Regions from separate parts of the Homo sapiens genome. Here region 2 is linked to region 1. A link is an interaction called in ENCODE POLR2A ChIA-PET data of the cell type or tissue named here. Cell type or tissue: HepG2. All regions are shown on one strand. Each heading gives the region's core, and the rest is flanking DNA. Links, peaks and the distances in the headings are about the cores only. Region 1 overlaps NOSIP (nitric oxide synthase interacting protein). Region 2 has its middle 3.9 kb from the start of CD37.

Evidence for each region. ChIA-PET counts read pairs that join two places held together with the same protein. Peaks named below come from ENCODE experiments on the same cell type or tissue, not always from the same donor. Only the 100,000 strongest peaks of a DNase experiment are listed, where the experiment ranks them.
Region 2: POLR2A ChIA-PET joins it to region 1 with 6 read pairs; 2 of 35 experiments call an interaction of 5 or more read pairs at or near these places.

Annotation. Positions count from the first base shown.
Region 1 is chr19:49,551,227-49,556,703 of GRCh38, reverse strand. NOSIP (nitric oxide synthase interacting protein) reads left to right here. Exons shown (of 9, transcript NM_001270960.2): 7 at 1-155; 8 at 279-387; 9 at 882-1,236. The coding sequence ends at 953. Among named protein-coding and RNA genes, the nearest start is that of RCN3, 26 kb to the right of the region's middle. RefSeq lists an enhancer at 1-652. In HepG2, for the core only: no CTCF peak of the experiment used is centred there; a DNase peak (open chromatin) is centred at 3,023.
Region 2 is chr19:49,328,892-49,334,115 of GRCh38, reverse strand. It overlaps a transcript of SLC6A16 not described here. Among named protein-coding and RNA genes, the nearest start is that of CD37, 3.9 kb to the left of the region's middle. RefSeq lists enhancers at 16-285, 556-635. In HepG2, for the core only: no CTCF peak of the experiment used is centred there; a DNase peak (open chromatin) is centred at 2,285; H3K4me3 peaks cover 302 bases.

The DNA.
Region 1 (5,477 bases), core at 216-5,215:
CCCCTGCGCATGTCGGACCTGACGCCCGTGCACTTCACACCGCTAGACAGCTCCGTGGACCGCGTGGGGCTCATCACCCGCAGCGAGCGCTACGTGTGTGCCGTGACCCGCGACAGCCTGAGCAACGCCACCCCCTGCGCTGTGCTGCGGCCCTCGTGAGTCACCTGGGAGGGGAGGGAAGGGACCACTCGGGAACCTGCGGGGCGGTCCGGCTTTGGGGCCAGTAGGTCCCCAGGAAGGCCCCTGATCAGAGTCTCCCGCCTTCGGCCTCACCGTAGTGGGGCTGTGGTCACCCTCGAATGCGTGGAGAAGCTGATTCGGAAGGACATGGTGGACCCTGTGACTGGAGACAAACTCACAGACCGCGACATCATCGTGCTGCAGCGGGTAAGAGTCCCACCCCTCCCCTTCCCCCAGCACTCCAAGGCCCCGCCCCTCCCCTTCACCCCCTCCAAGGCTTCGTCCCCTCCCCTTCCCCCAACTCTCCAAGGCCCCGCCTTCTTCTCTGCTCTGTAAGGCCGCCCCCCCCCCCCGCTTTCTCCTGCAAGGCCCCGCCCTTCCCCCCCTCCGCTCTCCTAGGCCCCGCCTCCTCCTTCCTTTTCAAGGCCCCGCCCCTTCCCTGCCTCCAGCCCTCCACGGCTCCACCCCCTCCACACGCTCCCTCCCAAGGCTCCTCCCCTGCCACTCTCTACCCTCTTCTCTGCGCCCTGCGCCCTGTCCATCCGTACCCACTGCGGTCGCCTCGCCCCCTCCCCAACTCCTACTCCTTAGCCAGCAACCCGCTTCACCTTGACCCGCTTAGGAATCCCCACTACCACCTGGAGCCCCACTGGTCACCCCCGGGCCGGCCTCTACCTCGTCCTTCTCTCTACCTCCCCCAGGGCGGTACCGGCTTCGCGGGCTCCGGAGTGAAGCTGCAAGCGGAGAAATCACGGCCGGTGATGCAGGCCTGAGTGTGTGCGGGAGACCAAATAAACCGGCTTGGGTGCGCAACGACGTGGCGCCTTCATTCGCGGCGTGGGCGCCCCGGGGACAGGGCAGGCGAGGATGCAGGGCCGTGCAAACAGTGCTCCTACAGCGCACGCTGGAGTTTGAAAGAGCGGGCTAAGCATATTGAATGTGGTCTCACATTAAGAACAAAATCTGGCCAGGCACGGTGGCTCACGCCTGTAATCCCAGCACTTTCGGAGGCCGAGGCTAGCGTATCACTTGAGGTCAGGAGTTCGAGACCAGCCTGGCCAACATGGTGAAACCTTGTCTCTACTAAAAATACAAAAATTAGCCGGGCATGGTGGTGCGCACTTGTATTCCCAGCTACTCCAGAGGCTGAGGCAGGAGAATCGCTTGAACCCAGGAGGCGGAGGTTGCAGTGAGCCAAGATCGCACCATTGCACTTCAGCCTGGGCAACAGAGCGAGACTCCATCTCAAAGAAGAAAAAAAAAAAAAAACCTGAATAGAACGCAAATGCACAGCATTAAAATTGGTTGAGTGGCCGGAAGTCCAAGTCTAAGCCAAGACCGTGTGAGTGCGCCACTTTAATGAGCTACATAGAAATTTCTCGAGTTCTTTGTTAGGGTTCCCGGATTTTTGCCAGGTTTGAAGAACAGGAAATGCCCAGGAACGTGTCTTCCGGGCTGCAGTGTGATTAGACCCACAAAGGAAGTGCAGTTCTGTGAAAAAGTGCGCAGCACCCGGACTAGGAAAGGCGGTCAGGAGCATCACGCCCCCACCTGTGGCAGCCTGAGGGGGAAAGGAAGAGGAAACCGCGAGTGCAAAGGCCCAGAGGCAGCAACGCACTTTGCAGATTTAAGGAGCAGAGGGCGTACAGGGGAGAGTGAGGGAGCCAGGGCAGAGCGGGGACCAGGAACCAGCCCGGTGGCGTCAGACTTGACTGGGAATGTAGGGGCTGTCCTTAAGGCCTTGTGTTTAATAACCATTGAGTCACAAAAGCAGCTGCTGGGCAGTGTGAAAAACAGCACGGAGACAAGCAAAGATTAAAACAAGACAGGCCGGGTGCGGTGGCTCACGCCTGTAATCCCAGCACTTTGGGAATCTGAGGCGGGTGGATCACTTGAGGTCAGGAGTTCAAGACCAGCCTAGATAGCCGGGTGCGGTGGCTCACGCCTGTAATCCCAGCACTTTGGGAGGCCGAGGCGGGTGGATCACGAGGTCAGGAGTTCAAGACCAGCCTGGCCAACATGGTGAAACCCCCATCTCTACTAAAAATACAAAAATGAGCCGGGTGTGGTGGCCGGCGCCTGTAATCCTAGCTACTCGGGAGGCTGAGGCGGGAGAATTGCTTGAACCCGGGAGGCGGAGGTTGCAGTGAGCTGAGATCGTGCCACTGCACTCCAGCCTGGGCGACAAAGTGAGACTCTGTCTCAAAAAACAACAATAACAACACCAACAACAAAAAACACAGCATTCCTGCCTCGCAGAGCAATGCCACCTAGGTTCTGTCCTTCCTGTTCTTTATGTGAGTACACATGAGGTTTCAACCAAAGTGAATCACAGTGCATGCACCATCCTGTTCAGTGAGTAATACTTTTCCACTCCCCAGGCTGGAGTGCAATGGCATGATCGAGAAGGCACAACTTGAGCAAAGTCACACGTGCTCGAGGGAGTGACGGAAGCCAGGTTCCCCCAGGAGCCAGTTTCCTCTGAGACGCCCCCAGACTTTGTCCTGGACTTCCCCCATCCTTCATGTCCTCCCTCCCCTAGAGACCCACTGGCCTCTCCACCTCCACAAGCTCCCACCCCATCCCTCCATACCCAGAGTTCCATGTCATACCCTTTCCTTCCACATCCCTAATCCTTGTCCTCTTTCTCAAGACCTCTCAACCACCCGAGTCCTTCCAGCTTTCTCAGCCATCTAAGAACCCCAGTCTTGTTCATATGTTGAACAGATCACCGGTGCCCCCAGTAATAACCTGAAGGGTTTCTAATCTTGCACCTGTGTTTTCCCAAAGGAACTCAAACACCACTCTGTTCACAGACTCTTTGTGCAGTGCAGGGTGGGGAGGTCAAAGTCCTGGCTCCAATCTGTTCTGTCATTTTTTTTTTTGTTTTGAGATGGAGCCTTGCTCTATTGCCCAGGCTGGAGTGCACTTGCGTGATCCTGGCTCCTGCCTCAGCCTCCTGGGTAGCTGGGACTACAGGTGCTGCCAGCACAGCCAGCTGGTTTTTGTTTGTTTGTTTTGTATTTTTAGTATTTTAGTAGAGATGTAGTTTCGCCATGTTGGCCAGGCTGGGTTTTTTTTTTTTTTTTTTTTTTTTTTTGAGACGGAGTCTCGCTCTTTTGCCCAGGCTGGAGTGCAGTGGCGCTATCTCGGCTCACTGCAAGCTCTGCCTCCCGGGTTTACGCCATTCTCCTGCCTCAGCCTCCCGAGTAGTTGGGACTACAGGCGACCACCACCATGCCTGGCTAATTCTTTTTTGTATTTTTAGTGGAGACAGGGTTTCACCGTGTTAGCCAGGATGGTCTCGATCTCCCGACCTCGTGATCCGCCCGCCTCGGCCTCCCAAAGTGCTGGGATTACAGGCGTGAGCCACCGCACCCGGCTATCTAGGCTGGTCTTCAACTCCTGACCTCAAGTGATCCACCCGCCTCAGATTCCCAAAGTGCTGGGATTACACATTTGAGTCACCTCACCCTGTTCTGTCATTTAAGGTTCTAAAGTACTTGGAGAGGAAGCAAGAGCAGAACCACAGCTTCAGCCGTAGCAGAAGAAAGAGACGGGAAGTGAGACAAATCTTGTCTTTTTTGAGCAGAGTTTCCTTAGACACTGGTCTAAAGTTTAGAGCAAGACCTGGGCTTGGTGGCGCTGATGGCAGGCGTGCCTGCCGAGGGCTCCAGTTTCAAGAAGCTCACAGGCAGCGCGTCCAGAAAATTACAGTTACTTGTAAAGATTTAAAAACGGGCCAGGCGTGGTGGCTCACACCTATAATCCCAACACTTTGGGAGGCTGAGGCGGGCAGATCATGAGGTCAGGAGATTGAGACCATCCTGGCTAACAGGGTAAAACCCTGTCTTTACTGAAAATATAAAAAATTAGCCGGGCGTCGTGGCATGCGTCCGTAGTCCCAGCTACTCAGGAGGCTGAGGCAGGAGAATTGCTTGAACCTGAGGCAGACGTTGCAGTGAGCCAAGATCGCGCCACTGCACTCCAGCCTGGGCGACAGAGTGAGACTCTGTCCCAAAATAAAAATAAAAATAAAAATAAAAATAAAAAAATAAAAACGGGCCAGGCGCAGTGGCTCACACTTGTAATCCCAGCATTTTGGGAGGCCAAGGTGGGTGGATCACTTGAGGTCAGGTATTTGGGACCAGCCTGGCCAACACGGTGAAACCTCATCTCTACTAAAAAAAAATACAAACTTAATCGGGTGTGGTGGCACAGGCCTGTAATCCCAGCTACTTGGGAGGCTGAAGCAGGAGAATTGCTTGAACCCGGGAGATGGAGGTTGCAGTGAGCCGAGATCGCACCACTGCACTCCAGCCTGGGCAGCATGAGCAAAACTCCATCTCAAAAAAAAAATTAAAAACAGGAAGATGGCTGGGCCTGGTAGCTCACACCTGTAATCCCAGCACTTTGGGAGGCCAAAGCAGGTGGATTGCCTCAGGTCAGGAGTTGGAGACCAGCCTGGTCCACATGGTGAATCCCTGTCTCTACTAAAAATACAAAAATTAGCTGGGTGTGGTGGAGCACCCCTGTAATCCCAGCTACTCAGGAGGCTGAGGCAGGAGAATCGCTTGAACCCAGGAGGTGGAGGCTGCAGTGAGCTGCGATAGCACCACTGCACTCCAGTCTGAGCTACAGAGCGAGACCCCATATCAAAACAATAGAAAATAAAAACAGGAAGATTTATTCTGACACTGCAAAGGCAAAACTATACGAACCAGGAACAAAGCTTTCGTTGCCAGAGTAGGGGAAGGAGTTGACCCCAAAGTGGGGAGTAGCAAGAGAGATTCTGGGGGGGTGTGAAGGAACAGTTCCGGATTTTGACTGTGGTGGTTACATGACTCTGGTTTATCAGAATTCAGAACTGTTCACCAAAAGGAGTGGATTTTACTGTATGAAGTTTTCAAATGCAAAAAAGGAGCTGGGAGATTTCATGTGAAAAACTAGATTTCCATTTCTCTTTTTTTGTTTTTGAGACGGAGTCTCGCCCTGTCGCCCAGGCTGGAGTGCAGTGGCCTGATTTCGGCTCACTGCAACCTCTGCCTCCTGGGTTCAAGCAATTCTCCTGCCTCAGCCTCCCACGGAACTGAGACTACAGGCGCCCACCACCACGCCCGGCTAAATTTTTTTGTATTTTTAGTAGAGACGGGGTTTCACTTATGTTGGCCAGGCTGATCTTGAACTCTTGACCTCGTGATCCGCCCGCCTCGGCCTCCCAAAGTGCTGAGATTACAGGCGTGAGCCACTGTGCCTGGATAATTTTTGTATTTTTTAAGTAGGGAAGGGATCTCACC
Region 2 (5,224 bases), core at 1-5,000, 220 kb after region 1:
GTGCTGGGGGCAGGGGCTGGGTACCTGGGGAAGTGAAAGTGCTACAGGCTCGAGGTGGGAAGGTCCCTGGGAGTGGGGAGGGCGCTGGGCCGTGCCAACACCCCCAGCGGAAGCTGAGCATCAGGCGGTACTTCCTGCCTCTGCAGTGGGGCCCGAGGAGCGGAGGCCCCAGAGGAGGAGGCACTGAGCCTGGGATCCTGACAGTCAGATCTGGGTCTGCAGTGCCTGGTTGCAGGTGCACACCCAGTGGCCTCTGCAGTTTCCTCTGATGTCCCCAAATTCTCTCACCTGGTTTCCTCATCTGAGGCAGCCCCACCATCTATCTAGTCATGAGGTCAAAGCTCCATCTTGTCCCCTCTTCCCCAACAGCGCATCAGTCTCTTAGCCAGATCCCTCCTGCCTGCTGAGTCTCCACTCCACCCCTCTTCTCTGTCCTGAGGGCTCAGGCAGGCTCTGGGCTCCTGCTCTCCTACCTGGACCCTGACTTTAGGCTTCTCCCTGGCTTCTAGTTTCTCCCTCCAGTCTGTCCCCCACATAGCCCCAGAGGGGTCTTTTTGAAACCCAGTCCTGAGCCACACAGTTCTGTATCCAAACGCTGAGTCACCACCTGCCTCATCCCTCAGCTTTTATTTTTTTGGTGGTTGTTGAGACAGAGTCTCACTCTTCGCCCAGGCTGGAGTACAGTGGTGCAATCAGCTGACTGCAACCTCCGCCTCCTGGGTTCAAGCGATTCTCCTGCCTCATTCTCCCAAGTAGCTGGGATTACAGGCATGACCCACTACGCCCGGCTAATTTTTGTATTTTTGGTAGAGACGGGGTTTCACCATGTTGGCCAGGCTGACCTCGAACTCCTGACCTCAAGTGATCCGCTCACCTCGGCCTCCCCAAGTGCTGGGATTACAGGCATGAGCCACCACACCCAGGTTTTTGTTGTTGTTGTTGTTTGTTTGTTTTGAGATGGAGTCTCACTCTGTTGACCAGGCTGGAGTGCAGTGGCACGATTATGGCTCACTGCAACCTCTGCCTCCTGCGTTCAAGCAATTCTCCTGTCTCAGCCTCCAGAGTAGCTGGGATTACAGGCATGCACCACCATACCTGACTAATTTTTGTATTTTTAGTACAGACAGGGTTTCACCATGTTGGCCAGGCTGGTGTTGAACTCCTGACCTCAAGTGATCCAACTGCCTTGGCCTCCCAAAGTGCTGACATTACAGGTGTAAGCCACTGCGCCCAGCCCCTCAGCTTCTGTTTCTAACCACCACCAACGCCTCTCTGCTCTACCATTAAAGTACATTGCAAACCCAGCCACTTCTTTCCAAGGCCACCATCCTAAGTCAGGTTCCCATCATTTTCTACAAAAATAATTATAGCTGATTATAGTGGGTTGCATGGCGTTCTCCAAAAAGATATGTCTATGTCCTAATCCCCAGAACTTGTGGTGACCTTATTTGGAAAAAAGGGTTTTGCGGGTATAATTACATTCAGGATCTCAAGATACTGCATTATCTGTGTGACCCCTAAATCTGATGACAAGTGTCTGTTTTTTGTTTTTGTTTTTGAGACAGAGCCTCGCTCTGTCACCCAGGCTGGAGTGCTGTGGTGTGATCTCGGCTCACTGCAACCTCCGCCTCCCAGGTTCAAGCAATTCTCTGCCTCAGCCTCCCGAGTAAATGTGATTACAGGCAGGCGCCTGCCAGCACACCCAGCTGATTTTAGTATTTTTAGTAGAGATGGGGTTTCACCATCTTGGCCAGGCTGGTCTTGAATTCCTGACCTCGTGATCCACCCACTTCAGCTTCCCAAAGTTCTGGGATTACAGGCGTGAGCCACCGCACCCGGCTGACAAGTGTCCTTCTAAGAAACACACAGAGGAGAAGACACAGAAGAGGAGAGCACCATGTGATGGTAGACACAGAAATTGGAGTTCTACAGCCACAAGCCAAGGAACTCCTGGAGCCACCAGGAGATGGAAGATGCAAAGAACTGATTTTCTCTCAGAGCCTCTGGAGGGAGTGTGGCCCTGGTGACACCTTGATTTTGGACTTCTGGCCTACAGAACCATGTGAGAATACATTTCTGTTGTTCTAAGTAGTAAGTCTGTGGTAATTTGCTATTTCAGCCATAGGAGACTAATACACCAATCCCTCCTTCCCACCCACTGATCCCTCCTCAGAGATGAGTACATGATTAACCAGAAGTCGAAGGGTAGGTGGCAGAGTGCAGTGGTGCAATCACGGCTCACTGCAGCTTTGATGCTCACCAACTTGGTTTCTTCTTTCCTAGGCACACAGGAGGACTTCATTTCCCAGGTCTCCTTGCAGTGAAGTTGAGGCCATGTGACTGGTCTTGGGCCAATGGAATGGGTGCAGAAGGGACACAGCCCATTTCTAGACTCAGCCTGAAATGTCCTCCATAATCCTTACTCTTTCTCCCTTCACTCACTGGCTGCAGGAAGCTGAGAATTATCCTTGGACTTACATAAAGCATTTTGGACTTTATGTAAGTAACAACCTGTTGTATTAAGCTACTAAGATTTTACGGTTGTTTGTTAAATCAGCTAACCTTAAACATCCTAACAACTACAAATAGAATACCTGTTACTGCATACACTATATATATCAAAACATTATTATGGGCCAGGTGAGGTGGCTCATGCCTGTAATTCCAGCACTTTGGGAGGCTGAGGCAGGAGGATCACATGAGCCCAGGAGTTCGAGACCAGCCTGGGCAACATAGTGAGACCCTGTCTACAAAAATTAACAAAAAAATTAGCTGGGCTTTGTGGTATGTACCTACAGTCCCAGCTACTCAGGAGGCTGAGGTGGGAGGACTGCTTGAGCCTGGGAGATCGAAGTTGCAGTGAGCCGTGATTGCACCACTGCACTCCAGCCTGGATGACAGAGCAAGACCCTACAGGGGAAAAAAAAGTGGAACACCAGGAGCTACCAGAAACTGAAGAGTCAAGGAAGGATTGTCCTCTGAGCCTTTGAAGGAAGTGGCGTGCTGACACCTTAATTTCGGACTTTTGGCATCCAGAACTGTGAGATAATATATTTTTGTTGCTTTAAGCCACCAAGTTTGTAGTAATTTATACAGCAGTCTCGGGAAGCGAATATACCTGCTCAATCAGAAACTCTGGGGGCGGGCCTGGCAATCTGTTTTTTTTTTTGTGTTTTTTTTTTGTCTCACTCTATTGCCCAGGCTGGAGTGCAATGGCACAACCTCGGCTCACTGCAACCTCTGCTTCCCGGGTTCAAGCGATTCTCCCGCCTCAGCCTCCTGAGTAGCTGGGATTACAGACACCCACCATCATGCCCAGCTAATTTTTGTATTTTTAGTAGAGACAGGGTTTCACCATGTTGGCCAGGCTGGTCTTGAACTCCTGACCTCAGGTGATCTGCCCACCTTGGCCTCCCAAAGTCCTGGGATTACAGGCAAGCCACTGCACCTGGCCTGGCAGTCTGTGTTTTAACAAGCCTTCCTGGTGACTGATGTGCACTAACGTTTGAGAACAGCAATTCTACCCATTGAATTCACCTGATCCCCTCCTCCTTTACTGGCAAATTCCCTCTTGCTTTTCCTCCTTCCTTCTTCACTGGCTGGTTCTCCTCAATCTTCATTGGATCGTCCTTTTTCTAGCTTCTAAAATTTGGGGAGTCCTAGCCCTTTCTAGCTACACTCACTCACGAGATGATATCATGCAGTGCCATAGTGTTCATCGCAATCTACAATACTGTTGACTTACCAATTTATATGCCTAGCCTCAAACTTTCCCCTGAACTGCGGACTCAGGAAGATTCATTTCCCAGGTCTCCTTGCAGTGAAGGACAACTTAACCTCTGCCTTTGGCTGTATAATTGACATCTCAAACTTAACACGCCCAAAACGAAACTATTGATTCCCTCCCACCTCCTGCACACTCCAGTACTTTCCTTTTCAGTAAATTGTCACTCCATCTTCCAATTCTTCAGGCCCAAAGTTTTGGAGTCTTTTTTTTTTTTTTGAGGTCTTGCTCTGTCACACAAGTGGGAGGGCACTGGCACGATCATGACTCATTGCAGCCTCAATCTCCTGGGCTCAAGTGATCTTCCCACTCAGCCTCCTGAGTAGCTGGGACAACAGATGCGTGCCACCACACCTGGCTATTAAAAAACACTTTTCTTTCCTTTAAGAGACAAGGCCGGGCTGGGCACGGTGGCTCACGCCTGTAATCCCAGCACTTTGGGAGGCCGAGGCGGGCGGATCACGAGTTCAGGAGATCGAGACCATCCTGGCTAACACAGTGAAACCCCCGTCTCTACTAAAAATACAAAAAATTAGCCAGGCGTAGTGGCGGGCGCCTGTAGTCCCAGCTATTCGGGAGGCTGAGGCAGGAGAATGGTGTGAACCTGGGAGGCAGAGCTTGCAGTGAGTGGAGATCGCACCACTGCACTCCAGCCTGGGCGACAGAGCGAGACTAGACTGTCTCAAAAAAAAAAAAAAAAAAAAAAAAAGACAAGGCCTTGCTATGTTGCCCAGGCTAGTATCCTACTATCAAACTCCTAGCCTCAAGCAATCCTCCCACCTCGCCCTTGCAAAGTGCTGGGACTACAGGTGCAAGCCACCGCTCCCGGCTGAGTCATTCTTGATTCCTCTCTTTCTCTCAGACCCCAAACCTAATCACCATTAGTTTTCTAATGCTCTGTAACAAATTACCCCAAATTTAGCAGTTTAAAACAATAAACATTTCTTAGGCCAGGAGCGGTGGCTCACTGTAATCCCAGCACTTTGGGAGGCTGAGGCAGGCAGATTACGAGGTCAGGAGTTCGAGACCAGCCTGACCAACATAGTGAAACCCCGTCTCTACTAAAAATACAAAAATTAGCTGGATGTGGTCCCACCTGTAGTCCCAGCTACTCGGGAGGCTGAGGCAGGAGAATTGCTTGAACCTGGGAGGCGGAGGTTGTGGTGAGCTGAGATCGCACCACTGCACTGCAGCCTGGGCAACAGAGCAGGACTCTATCTCAAAAAAAAAACACAATAAACATTTCTTACCTACTGTAGTTTTTGTGGGTCAGGAATCTGGGAGCAGCTTAGTTGGATGATTTCTGCTCACAGTGTTTTATGAGGTTGCAGTCAAGATGTTGGCTGGGGCTGTAGTCATCTGGAGATTTAACTACGGCTGGAGGATCCACTTCACCATGGTTCACTCACCTGGTGCTGGTTGCTGGCAGGAAATTTCAGC